Regions from separate parts of the Homo sapiens genome. Here region 1 is linked to region 2. Evidence: chromatin contacts called from ENCODE Hi-C or POLR2A ChIA-PET data. All regions are on one chromosome and are shown on one strand. Each heading gives the region's core, a stretch centred on a gene start or an enhancer-like site at or near the end of the contact. The rest is flanking DNA. Distances are from core to core; before and after follow the strand shown. Region 1 overlaps AUTS2 (activator of transcription and developmental regulator AUTS2). Region 2 has its middle 140 kb from the start of CT66.

Evidence for each region. A loop is a pair of places that touch in the nucleus more often than their neighbours do. ChIA-PET counts read pairs that join two places held with the same protein, here RNA polymerase II (POLR2A). Pooled maps may share reads with other maps.
Region 1: a loop to region 2 is called in a pooled map of heart left ventricle, with 2.6 times the contacts of the local background. The contact joins two enhancer-like sites. A Hi-C loop is called at or near these places in 3 of 50 pooled maps. POLR2A ChIA-PET finds 5 or more read pairs at or near these places in 2 of 52 experiments (GM10248 and HEK293).

What each region holds. Positions count from the first base shown.
Region 1 is chr7:69,653,770-69,659,718 of GRCh38, reverse strand. The region is part of intron 1 of AUTS2 (activator of transcription and developmental regulator AUTS2); the gene reads right to left. Among named protein-coding and RNA genes, the nearest start is that of AUTS2, 58 kb to the right of the region's middle. Within about 2 kb of position 1,764, at least 6 of the 41 ENCODE cell types and tissues checked have a DNase peak (open chromatin) inside an H3K27ac peak, as active enhancers do.
Region 2 is chr7:69,454,538-69,460,804 of GRCh38, reverse strand. No RefSeq gene overlaps it. Among named protein-coding and RNA genes, the nearest start is that of CT66, 140 kb to the left of the region's middle. RefSeq lists an enhancer at 2,403-2,918. Within about 2 kb of position 2,760, at least 3 of the 41 ENCODE cell types and tissues checked have a DNase peak (open chromatin) inside an H3K27ac peak, as active enhancers do.

The DNA.
Region 1 (5,949 bases), core at 515-3,014, 200 kb before region 2:
AGAAGGCCCCTGGAGTCAGCTAGATTTGGGTTTGAAACTTGGCTCTGGCTGCTAACTGTAAAACTTCGGGAAAGCCAATTAAACTAAGCCTCAGCCACAGCAAGATGCCATCTCAAAAAAAAAAAAAAAAAAAAACAACTAAGCCTCAGCTTTCCCATCCATAAAATAGGAATATTATCCCTATCATGCAGAGCTGTTGTAAGTATCCATCCCCTGATGGATATCCAATTAGTAGGTATAGCGGCGTTTTGAAAAAAAAAAAAAAAATTGCTTCCCAAAGCCCTGAATGTCATCCCTTTAAATTATTTAATAAGAGAAAAACAGAAAAAAAAATTACACTCTCCTAAAAGATTCCACAGCAAACAATGAATATACGGACAAAATTTAACAAGGGTCTGACCTGAGATTCCTAGGAAAGCTTAGACCCTTGTTTCTCTGCTCTATGCATCTCCTAACCTTCTTTCCTTCTTCACAAATTCCTCTACTCCCTCAAACCCCAGCAGACCAAACAATAGTTCCAGTTAGTCATGTTCTACAAATTACTGATTTCTCACTTTCTTCCTGAATACTCCAATGCCCTCCAACTCCCCTGTTTACATTTGTGGCACTGGTCATTTTAAAGACACTGTCTCAAAACAAAAGCCAGATTTCAAGGTCACCAAACATCTGCCAGTTGCTGGTTTATTTTGTTTTACCTAAGTATCTTAAAAATAAACTTTACCTATATCTCATCTGTCCTCCTTGAAGCATATTCCTTAACAGTCAATGGAAGTGGATATGTGAATAGCAAAAGCATAATAATTTAATTCACTAAACAATTTCATAGTGGTTCTCAAAGGCCACATTGTTTACATTTGGTAATTGCTATCATTCTCTGCAGTATTTACTTTTTAAACCACATATTTATTATTTTTTTAAATGAATTTCCCTGGTAATGAACCAAAGAGCCTACAAAGATACTGATGTCTATAAGAAATAATGCATTATATAGTATCAGACAGTAGTTTGCTCATGAATATCTCCAGATTTGACTTCTCTTTCATCACAAAGAATGGCTTTAGCAAACAAAGAAAGAGATGAAGACATGAAGAGTCATGCCATTTCTTTACTGTGTGTCTTAGTCAGTTTAACCTCTCTGTGCCTCTTGGTGTCTCTGCATCCCATATAGTAGGTTCAGAACCTAGAAAAGTAATAAGGATTAACTCTTTATAAAGTTTCTCAGAAGAGAAATAGTATATAATTGTCTAGCTCTAATAAACGAACCACTACCTCTAAAACTTAAACCTAAGGTTACAAATGAATAACAAGAGAAATAGATTGGTCAGTCATTCATCTAACTTTCACTGAACACTTTTAGGATCAGAATAACTCTATTTGTAAACTCAGATTTATATTTGAAATAATTCAAACAATAAGCATTTACACTATATGCCTGCTATATAATAGGAAAGGGATCAACAAACTACTTCTGTGAAGTGCCAGATAGCAAATATTTTAGGCTATTCAGGCCATATGGTTTCTGCTGCAACTACTCAATTCTGCTGTTGTAGTGCAAAATGATGCCAAAGGCAATAACGTAAATGAATGAGCATGGCTGTATTCCAATAAAACTTTATTTATGAACACTGAAATTCAAATTCCACATAATTTTCACGTGGCATGAAATATATATCCTTTGATTTGTTTTCAATCATTTAAAAAGGCAAAAACTGTTCTTAGCTCATGACCGCATAAAAACAGGTAGTGGCCTGGTTTGGCCTGTGGACCAAACTTTGCCAATCCCTGTACCTGGCCCAGGTGCCAAGCATTTGAGCAACATCAAGAATAATTATACAATTTCCCTGCTTTTTAAGACAAAAGGGAAGGTAAACCAACAATTACAGAACAATGTGATAAATGCTAAGAAGAGAAGTATGCCCACTGTTACAGGAGCCAGAGATGGAGCAATTAAGGAAATTTCTCCTTAATTTCTAATGAGGTCTTGATATAAACAAACTAATGCAATTCTAGTTTGACTTTTCTATAATAAATTGTTAGAAGTTACCTTTATAAACAAAGTTTGACTTTAAAAAAAAAATCCTTCACCACCCACATCTGCTCAGGCTTTATCAGAACGCACCTGGGTGTGTTCTGAAACATCCTTTTTAATTATCATTCCAGGCCAGGACCTCCGGCAAAATCCATTCTCCACTGATCTGCCAGGAAGCAAGCACAACCCAGGTGGTAGCTGACTGCGACTCTTAAGGGCAAGTCCACAGGTCTCACCTGTTTATTTCGCCCTAGTGCTTTAGCTGCCATAGGTAATAATTTTCAAGTACTCTGGGATAGGAAAAAAATCAAACAGGTTTTTTCCCCTAAGTGAAAGGTCAATGGAATATCAGCTTGGCCAGAGTCTCAAATATTTGCCTGCACCTCGCTGGTTCTGCCTAATCAAATCAGGTTTATTAGAGGGTCACCTCTAATCAGCACTAGGTTTTATCTGCATTTGGAGATGCTTAGGCAGATTTATCTTAACTACCTCAGAACAAACTAAGCTTGGGTCTTGAGACTTAATTGTCACAACTGTCTGCCCGGATGTTTTGTTCTGAGGGGAAAGCTGAAGGAGCCGGGAGCCAAGCTGACATCATCAGCTGTGTATTTAATTAAAGCAAGATGAACGGCAGGCAGCCTGGGAAGGACAGTGGGTCAGTCTTCCTGTCCCGATCCAGAAAGGCTGCACGACTCATGGAAATCTAACAGACTTAGATCCTCCCATTCATCTGGCAAAAGGACTATCTTTCCTGAAGTCCAGGAAGGTGAACACCAGTGTGAGCCTTTGACTTCTCCATGAGCCCTGAATGTCACATGAAAGGAGAATCAGCAACTATCACCTCCTAAAAGCCAACAGGACACAGACCCTTTAAAATAAAATAAAATCCAAAATAACTACATATGCCCACAGAAGCCACATGTTGGGCTTGTGATCCAACATCAAATTCACATATTCAAGCAAGTTCTGCCACTTGAAAATACAGAGAGAATAAACTGAACCCAAGATCTGGGTGGTTCTTTTCTTGGTCATTTTCCTCTCCCAGAAGCCAGTCTCTTCAATGTCAGGGAGGAGCAAGGCTACATCTCATTCAGCTTTTTATTCCCATGCTATGTTGGGTGATTAAATCAAAAAACAGGATACATTATCTGGCCAACATGCCCTATGTTCTTTTTTGTAAAATAAAAGGAATGATAGATAAAACCCAATAGTCTGAAAGAGAAAAAAAAAGTAAGCAAATTAAACAATTTTGAAATGTGAGCAAAATTAGCAAATCTTCTATTTGTATCAAGTTTTTCCCCAACAGAGAGACTGTTAACCTAGCACTCCAAGGAGCATCAGGAACCTGAGCCTCTGTGGTAATACCACTCGAGAATTCACTTCACTCTGGTGGCAAGCTTATATTTCCCAAGAGGCCTTTCCAGGAGATCTAGGGGTCAGCTGCGTCAAGATTCCTAATGGCTGTGAAATGAAGCTATGTCACTGTTGTGGTCACCACACACTGGGGAAGGGGCAGAGGGGCCATTTGCCAACAGGCCCCAAGAAAATTATTAAATAATCCCATCTGCCAAGATAGCTGGAGGCAGGGAAATGAGATCCAGAAGAGAAAGGGGACATACAGTGAAAAGAAGAAATTTGTCCTGCCACCACCTCATCACTATCTTAATTTTCAATTCTTGACAACGATGAGCATATGACATCAGCAGCATTGCTAAGGCTTTGCCTGGGATATAAGGTTTCTGTCCCCATGCCTCTTCTCCTCTGCCCCATACAACTTGTGGGCCTAGCAGGGCTGACTGCAATAGTACAACAGCCCAGAGGGTGACTGAAACATTGAAATTGTTCCCGAAAGGCTAGTAACAAGCTACTGCCCAGGACCCTTCTCCTAAACAGGTCCCCAGGAAGGCACGGCCCTCCCCTGAGACACTCCCCCAACTTCCTGACCCAGTAGGGAGCCTTCATATATTCTCAATATCACATCTCAAGCCAACTATCCCACCACTAGACAGAGAAGCTCATCTCTGGGTGGGGCCAAGAGGGGACTCCACTTCCCTTCCCCCAAATTACCCTTCCCACACCCTCAGTGTTTCTCAAACTTTAAAGTCCATCAGAATCACCTGGAGGACTTGTAAAAACAAATTACTGTGCCCCGCACTGCCAGAATTTCTGGTTCAGTAGGTCTGGGGTGGGCCCCACCAATCTGCAATTCTAACCGTTCCCAGATGACGCTGACACTTCTGGACTGGGGACCATAATTTGAGAACCACTGCAGTAAATTAAAAACAACAACAACAACAACAACAAAAAACTAGAAAGTCAGGTAATTGTTTTCAGTTTTTAAAAAATATGACAGGCCCCAAATTAATACAGAGCCTAGAGCTTTTTATATCCACAAAACAGCTGCCAAAATCCTGAAGTGTTTGCTTTGCTGTATAAGCGGCCGGTTGTGATTTTGCACTCAGCCACAATGCAAGATTGTAGATTTTTTTTTCATTAACTGGAGGATTTGCTTCATGTCTGTATTATTGTTTTACAGTTTCTAATTACTAGGCTGTGAAGTGCCAAATGGTCAACAAGCTTCCCTATTGTTATTCAGGTGCATCAACTGATGCTGGTGCTGAAGAGTGCCTTGTTTTATGGGGCTGCTGGGCGACACACTTGCTGCCTGTGGATACTCATGTATTGCTAAGACAGGAGCACAAATTAACCACAGAAACACAACCTCTACCAATTAACTAATCTTTACAAAGCAAGAGCACTTATAGCCTTATTTCCTTGTCAGGAGCCCTATTATTTGACCACACAGTCAAGAGGGACTACAGCTAAAGAAGCCCACCTCTAAACATTTTTCTTTCTGGTTCTTTAAAACACACAGTTGCCATCATCAAAGACCACCCAGAACACCCCACTTAGTTCATTGAAAATATAAAGACAGTAAGTGCTTAGGTTGATGTAAAAGGGTAGATATCTCAAACAGGAAAACCGTCACAAGTCCAGCTATCCTGGCAGTGACCTCGAAAACCTTTCCCTGAGTAGTTGGACAAGAGCCCTGGAACTGGGCTGCCTAGTTTGAATCTTGATTGCATCACTCATTTCAGCTGTGTACATAATGGCATGTTATTGAACCTCCCTGAGCATCAACTTCCTCATCTGCAAATTGAAGACAGACAATGACAGTACATAAACTTTACTGGGCTGGCCTGAATATTTTAAGAGATAATCTGTGTGAAGTGTTTGTCACAGTGCTGGGCACATGTTAAGTACTCAATAAGGTTTAGGCATTATTACTGCTCCCTGTGAAGGTCTGGGGCAGGATATGAAAGGGCCTGTGCTCTCCTTCCCCTTGGAGATGTCAGCAAAGCATGGCGAGGAGAGCAGCTTCTCCTCTGTCCCAAAGGGAAGCAGAAGATTAGGAGCTAGATCAAGCAAGACTGGGGGCTGCAGGTGTAGGAAGTGAATCAAGATGACTTCAAAAGAGAGAATAAAAAGTGGGCTTATGAAGAATTGGTGGACTCTTCCTGGCAAATTGGGCAAGAAAAGCAGAGATGGTGACAGGAAGAAAAAGCAAGCATAGCTGTCCACTGGCTGGTTAAGAGCAGCTCTCAAAGGTCGCCAGACCAACATCCCGTCTTATGATTCCAAAGCATCTGAGAACTATTAGCACAGAATACAGAAGTTTTATAAATTTCCCCTAACTGATCCAATTTTTCCCCTCATTCAAATTCCCTCCCCAACCTCTGCCCATCTGGATCTGCCTCAGCAGAAATGGATACTAAGTAGAGACAGAGAGAAGTAAGGAGGTCTCTTCATAGAGTGGAAACAACAGGCCCAGAAGAACAAAGCTGGGCTGATGCAGAGGAGGTGGCAGGCAGGGTGAGCCTCAGGTCAGAGAGGACATAGAAGTAAAGGACACAAGTACA
Region 2 (6,267 bases), core at 1,511-4,010:
TTGACAGGACCCCGTGTGATTGCACAGGTCACCGGTTCATGAAGCCAAACCTTCAAGAGAGAGATGGTTGTGGGTTCCTGCCTGCCAGCCAGAATCCAGCCACATGGGTCTACCCTGGTGATAAAGAGGTTTCAGTTGTCCTCCAAGTCTCACTGTGTTGTTTCCTACTCAGTTTCTTGGTAAGACTATTTCTTTGGAGCTTATGTTTTCTTGGCCTGGGTGTCTTAATTTTTTTTTTTTTTTTTTTTTTTTTTGAGACAGAGTTTCTCTGTTTCACCCAGGCTGGAGTGCAGTGGTGCGATCTCGGCTCACTGCAACCTCTACCCCCTGGGTTCATGCAATTCTCCTGCCTCAGCCTCCCGAGTAGCTGGGATTACAAGTATGTGCCACCACATCTGGCTAATTTTTTATGTTTTTGGTAAAGATGAGGTTTCATCATGTTGGCCAGGCTGGTCTTGAACTCCTGACCTCAAATGATTTGCCCACCTCGGCCTCCCAAAGTGCTTTTTTTTTTTTTTTTTTTTTTTTTTTGACAGAATTTCACTCTTTCGCCCAGGCTGGAGTGAAGTGGCACAATCTTGGCTCACTGCAACTTCTGCCCCCTGTGTTCAAGCGATTCTCCTGCCTCAGCCTCCTGAGTAGCTGGGATTATAGGTGCCCACAATGATGCCCGGCTAATTTTTGTTTTGTTTTTTTTTTTAGTAGAGACGGGGTTTCACCATGTTGGCCAGGCTGGTCTCGAATTCCTGACCTCAGGTGATCCACCTGCCTTGGACTCCCAAAGTGCTAGGATTACAGGTGTGAGCCACCGGGCCTGGCCAATTTTTTTTTTTTTTTTTTCCAGACAAAGTCTCTTTCTGTCACCCAGGCTGGAATGTAGTGGCAAAGTCATAGCTCACTGTAGTCTTGAACTCCTGGCCCAAAGCAATCCTCCTACCTCAACCTCCCAGATAGTTGGGACTATAGGCATGCACCACCATGCCTGGCTAAGTTTTAAATTTTTTTCTAGAGATGAGGTCTTGCTATGTTACCCAGTCTGGTCACAAACTCCTGGCCTTAAGCGATCCTCTGGCCTTGGTCTTCCAAAGTGCTGGGATTACAGGTGTGAGCCACTGCGCCTGGCCCTCTAATTTTGACATATTTGTTCAGGTATGTTTTTCCTCCAAACTTCTGCAGGAGAAAAGGAAACCAATTACCAAAGCTGCTTCTCTGCACCAGCCATTTTCACATGAATTATCTGTTTTATCATCGCAACAATCTTTAGAAGAGAGATGTTTTACATTTCTTCTCCATATATATATATACATATATATACACATATATATACATATATATACATATATATACACATATATATACATATATATACATATATATACATATATATACATATATACACATATATACACATATATACACATATATACACATATATATACATATATATACATATATATACATATATATACATATATACATACATATACATATATATACATATATATACATATATATACACATATATACATATATATACACATATATACACATATATACACATATATACATATATATACATATATATACATATATATACATATATACATATATACACATATATACATATATATACACATATATACATATATATACACATATATACATATATATACATATATATACACATATATACATATATATACATATATACATATATATACATATATATACATATATACATATATATACATATATATACATATATACATATATATACATATATATACATATATATACATATATATACACATATATATACACATATATAATATACATATATATACACATATATATACACATATATATACATATATATATACACACATATATATATATACACACACACACACACACACACATATATATATATACACATATATATATATATATATATATTTTTTTTTTTAGACAAAGCCTGGCTCTGTCACCCAGGCTGGAGTGCAGTGGCATGATCTTGTCTCACTGCAACCTCCGCCTCCTGGGTTCAAGTGATTCTCCTGTCTCAGCTTCCCAAGGAGCTGGGATTACAGGCATGCACCGCCACACCTGGCTATTTTTTTTTTACATTTTTAGTAGAGACGGGGTTTCACCATTTGGGCCAGGCTGGTCTTGAACTCCTGGCCTGGGATTACAGGTGTGAGCCACTGTGTCTGGCCATGTTTTATATTTCGGTATTACAGATGAGCAAACCAGGATTCAGAGGCATGAAGCGACCTGGGGTGTGGTTGGGATTTCAACTGGAGCGGATCCATTTCCAAAGTCTGGACTCTTTCTTCTGTATTGCATTGCATTTTTCCTCCCACTGCTGCCTCTTCCTACTCTGTAAAGCTCTAATGACACATTTTGTTTCCATGAGCAAGCCCCCTCCCTCCCAAGTGAAGTGGGAGCATTACGTCTTGTGCAGGTTTCTCTGTCCACGGCAGGGGATGTTTTAGCAATTACTTTACACTCTGTTTAATCCTACGGGAGTCATTACTGTTGGAGGGTAACAATAAAACAGGCTCGTTGGAATTTCCTGAAGGTAAGGCTCTCCTCTAAACAGTTTCATTGTGCTAAACAGTAATGGCAGAGGCTGTTCCTCTCCATGACCACTTTGATTGGCAGGGAAATCCAGACTACAGGCTGGAGCCCATAGTCTCTTCTTTTGTCATGGGGATTGGGCCACGTTCCAGGCACCATTCCAGGGCTAGAGCCAAAGCTGACGAATGTCTCTGATAATCACCTTCCCCCAACTTCCAGCCCAGCCCTTTGTATTCTGCAAATATTTCCTGAGTGTCCACTCTGATTGTGCTGCCCTGGGGTGAGATTTGAGACAAAGTCTCTGCTCTCGTAAGTTCCCTATCTAGTAAGAGATAAAGACAAGTTAATACAAATATGGCAGTTCAACAGTTAAAGTCTGTAGGAAAAGAGGAATGGATTACTTTTTTGCAGGGAATCCAAGAAGTTTTCCAGGAAGGATGATCTCTGAGTTGGGCTTTGAGAGATTAAGAACAATTTTCCAAGTCATGTGGGGGTGAGAGTAGGGGACATGTTTAAGCAGAGGAAACAGCACGTCCAAAAGCATGAAGCAGCATTGTGTCTGTAATAGTTAGCTATTACTGATAACAAATCCTCCCAAAACTCAAGGGCTTAAAATGATAATTATTTCTCATGAGTTTGCCTGTGGGTTGGTGGATTTAGTCTGGGCTTAGCTGGGGACTGGCTTTGTTCCATATGTCTCTCATCCTTTTCCTGCTACCAGATCACTAACAAGTCTGTTGTGGCATTGGCGGAGGTAAAAGCCAGGTAGAAACATGCACTGTTGGCCCGCTGCAGGGTGGCTCACGCCCGTAATTCTAGCACTTTGGGAGGCTGAGGCGGGTGGATTGCCTGAGCTCAGGAGTTCGAGGCCAGCCTGGGCAACATGGTGAAACCCCATCTCTACTAAAAATACTAAAAATTAGCCAGGTGTGGTGGTGTGTGCCTGTAATCCCAGCTACTCGGGAGGCTGAGGCATGAGAACCACTTGAACCCAGGAGGTGGAGTTGCAGTGAGCTGAGATCGTGCCACCACACTCCAGCCTGGGCAACAGAGCAAGATGCTGTCTCAAAAACAAACAAACAAAAAGTACTGTCATTTTGCCACATTCTCTTGGCCAAAGTAAGTCACATAGCTAAGCCTGGAGTCAAGAGTGGGGAAGAAGCCCTTCCCATGATAAAATAACACTGCAAAATTAAATGACTCATGGTATGGAATAGGGATGGGTAAAAATTTGGGGCCATTAATGCAATTTACCAAGGAAGAGTTTCTCAAAAGTGGCCTTATTGACATTTGGGGCTGGATTCTTCTTTTTTATGGGAGACTGTCCTGTGAACTATAGAATGTTTAGCAGCATCTTTGACCCCTACACCTGCTAGATGCTTGCAGCACCTCCACTAGTAGCAATCAAAAATATCTTCAGGGGAATATACATCATTTTACCATAAAGACACATGCATGCATATGTATGAATGGAGTGCTTCCTTCAGGGTGACTTTTGACATCATTGCAGCACTATTTGCAATAACAAACAAAGACATGGAATCCACCTAAATGCCCATCAGTGGCAGATTAGATAAAGAAAAAGTGTTAGGTCCACGTATACCGGAACACTATACAGCCATAAAAAGAATGAGATCATGTCCTTTGCAGGAACATGGATGGAGCTGGAGGCCATTATCCTTCGCAAACTAACACAGGAACACAAATACCGCACGTTCTCACTTATAAGTGGAAGCTAAATGATGCGAACACGTGGACACGAAGGGAACAACAGACACTGGGAACTACTTGAAGGTGGAGGATGGGAGGAGGGAGAAGAAAAAAATGTCTTCGGAGTCTCTCAATGTCCACTGGAGGGTGGAGTAATCGGGAAGGGGAGCAAAATGACCCCCACTGGAAACCACTGTATCAGGCTATGCTGAGAAAACTCAAAATATTCCAAAATCATTGGTGTGTAAGATGCAAAGTGAGGAAACTGAACAAGGTGAGGGAGGAAAGCTAAAAATGCAGCGCCTGAGGTAGGGAGGGGCTGTTTTTTAGAAGATCCCATATGTGGAATTAAGAGTTGAGATTTTTTTTTTCTTTTTTTCTTTTTTTTTTTTTTGAGATGGAGTCTCTCTCTGCTAGGCTGGAGTGCAGTGACACAATCTCGGCTCACTGCAACTTCCACCTCCCGAGTTCAAGTGATTCTCCTGCCTCAGCCTCCCGAGTAGCTGGGATTACAGGCACCCACTGCCATGCCCGGATAATTTTTGCATTTTTAATAGGGATGGGGTTTCACTATATTGGCCAGGCTGGTCTCGAACTCCTGACCTTGTGATCCGCCTGCCTCAGCCTCCTAAAGTGCTGGGATTACAGGTGTGAGCCACCACGCCCAGCCAAGATTTTTTTTTTCTCTCTAGTCAACTGCCAACTACTACATGGGTTCAGATTTGGGTTTTGGAAAGGTGACTAGTGTGTGTGATCCTTTCATCCACAGCAGCTGTCCCCATCATTCCTCACGTCAATCAATGGCTGGCCTTAAGGCACGCTTTGCTGGGACATGAGTGCTCACACCTCTGTACACTTCATGTGGCGTGGGGCACTGGTTTATCTCCACAACTGCATAAAGATTAATGACAGCCTTTTTTGGGTCGGGCATGGTGGCTCATGCCTGTAATCCCAGCACTTTGGGAGGCTAGGGTGGGCAGATCACTTGAGGTCAGGAGTTCGAGACCAGACTGGCCAACATGGTGAAACCCCGTCTCTACTAAAATTACAAAAATTAGCTGGGCATGGTGGTGGGCACCTGTAATCCCAGCTACTCAGGAGGCTTATGCAGGAGAATCGCTTGAAACTGGGAGGCGGAGGTTGCAGTGAGCTGAGATTGTGCCATTTCACTCCAGCCTGGGCAACAGAGCGAGACTCCATCTCAAAAAAAAAAAAAAAATTAACGATAGCCTTTTTCTGAAACATTCTGCTTCTGGGCCTTGATGAATACATTTTCCAATAATTCCTTTGCTTTTTCTCATCAGGGAATGATGCAGTTGAGGAATAGCACTCATATAAATACTTCTTTGCGTTTCAGAGAGCATACACCGTTCTGAATTACACACTGCAATTTAGAAATTACACTCACATGTGGAATAATATGGTTGGGTGTACTTACTACAGAAGCTGGCATCGGTCCTTCAATTGTTAAAGATCCCTGGGTATTTCTATTATGGTGTAAATTAGCTAGTATTTTCCAAGTTCATTATTGCTATTTTTATGTCCATTATTTATTTATAAGCCATTAGAGGTATAATGCAGGTTCATGGCTTTACAAGAGAAATGTCTTTTGGTTAACTTGGCACTGAAGGTCTTTGCACAGAAACACAATTTATTTGAAAGCAGAGTTTGTTTCGAGTTGAGCACAAATACATGGAGGGCGTGTCTTCTTCCTTACCAAATTTTTGCTAAAGGGAGAAGAATCCTGTGAGAATGTGAGAATGGAGTGCTTCCTGCAGGATGGCTTATTTTTTTTTAATTTTTATTTTTTATTTTTTTTGAGGCAGAATCTCACTGTGTCACCCATGCTGGAGTACAGTGGCGTGATCTCAGCTCACTGCAATCTCAGCCTCCCAGGTTCAAGCGATTCTCCTGCCTCAGTCTCTGGAATAGCTGGAATTACAGGCGCCTGCCACCATGCCCGGCTAATTTTTGTAT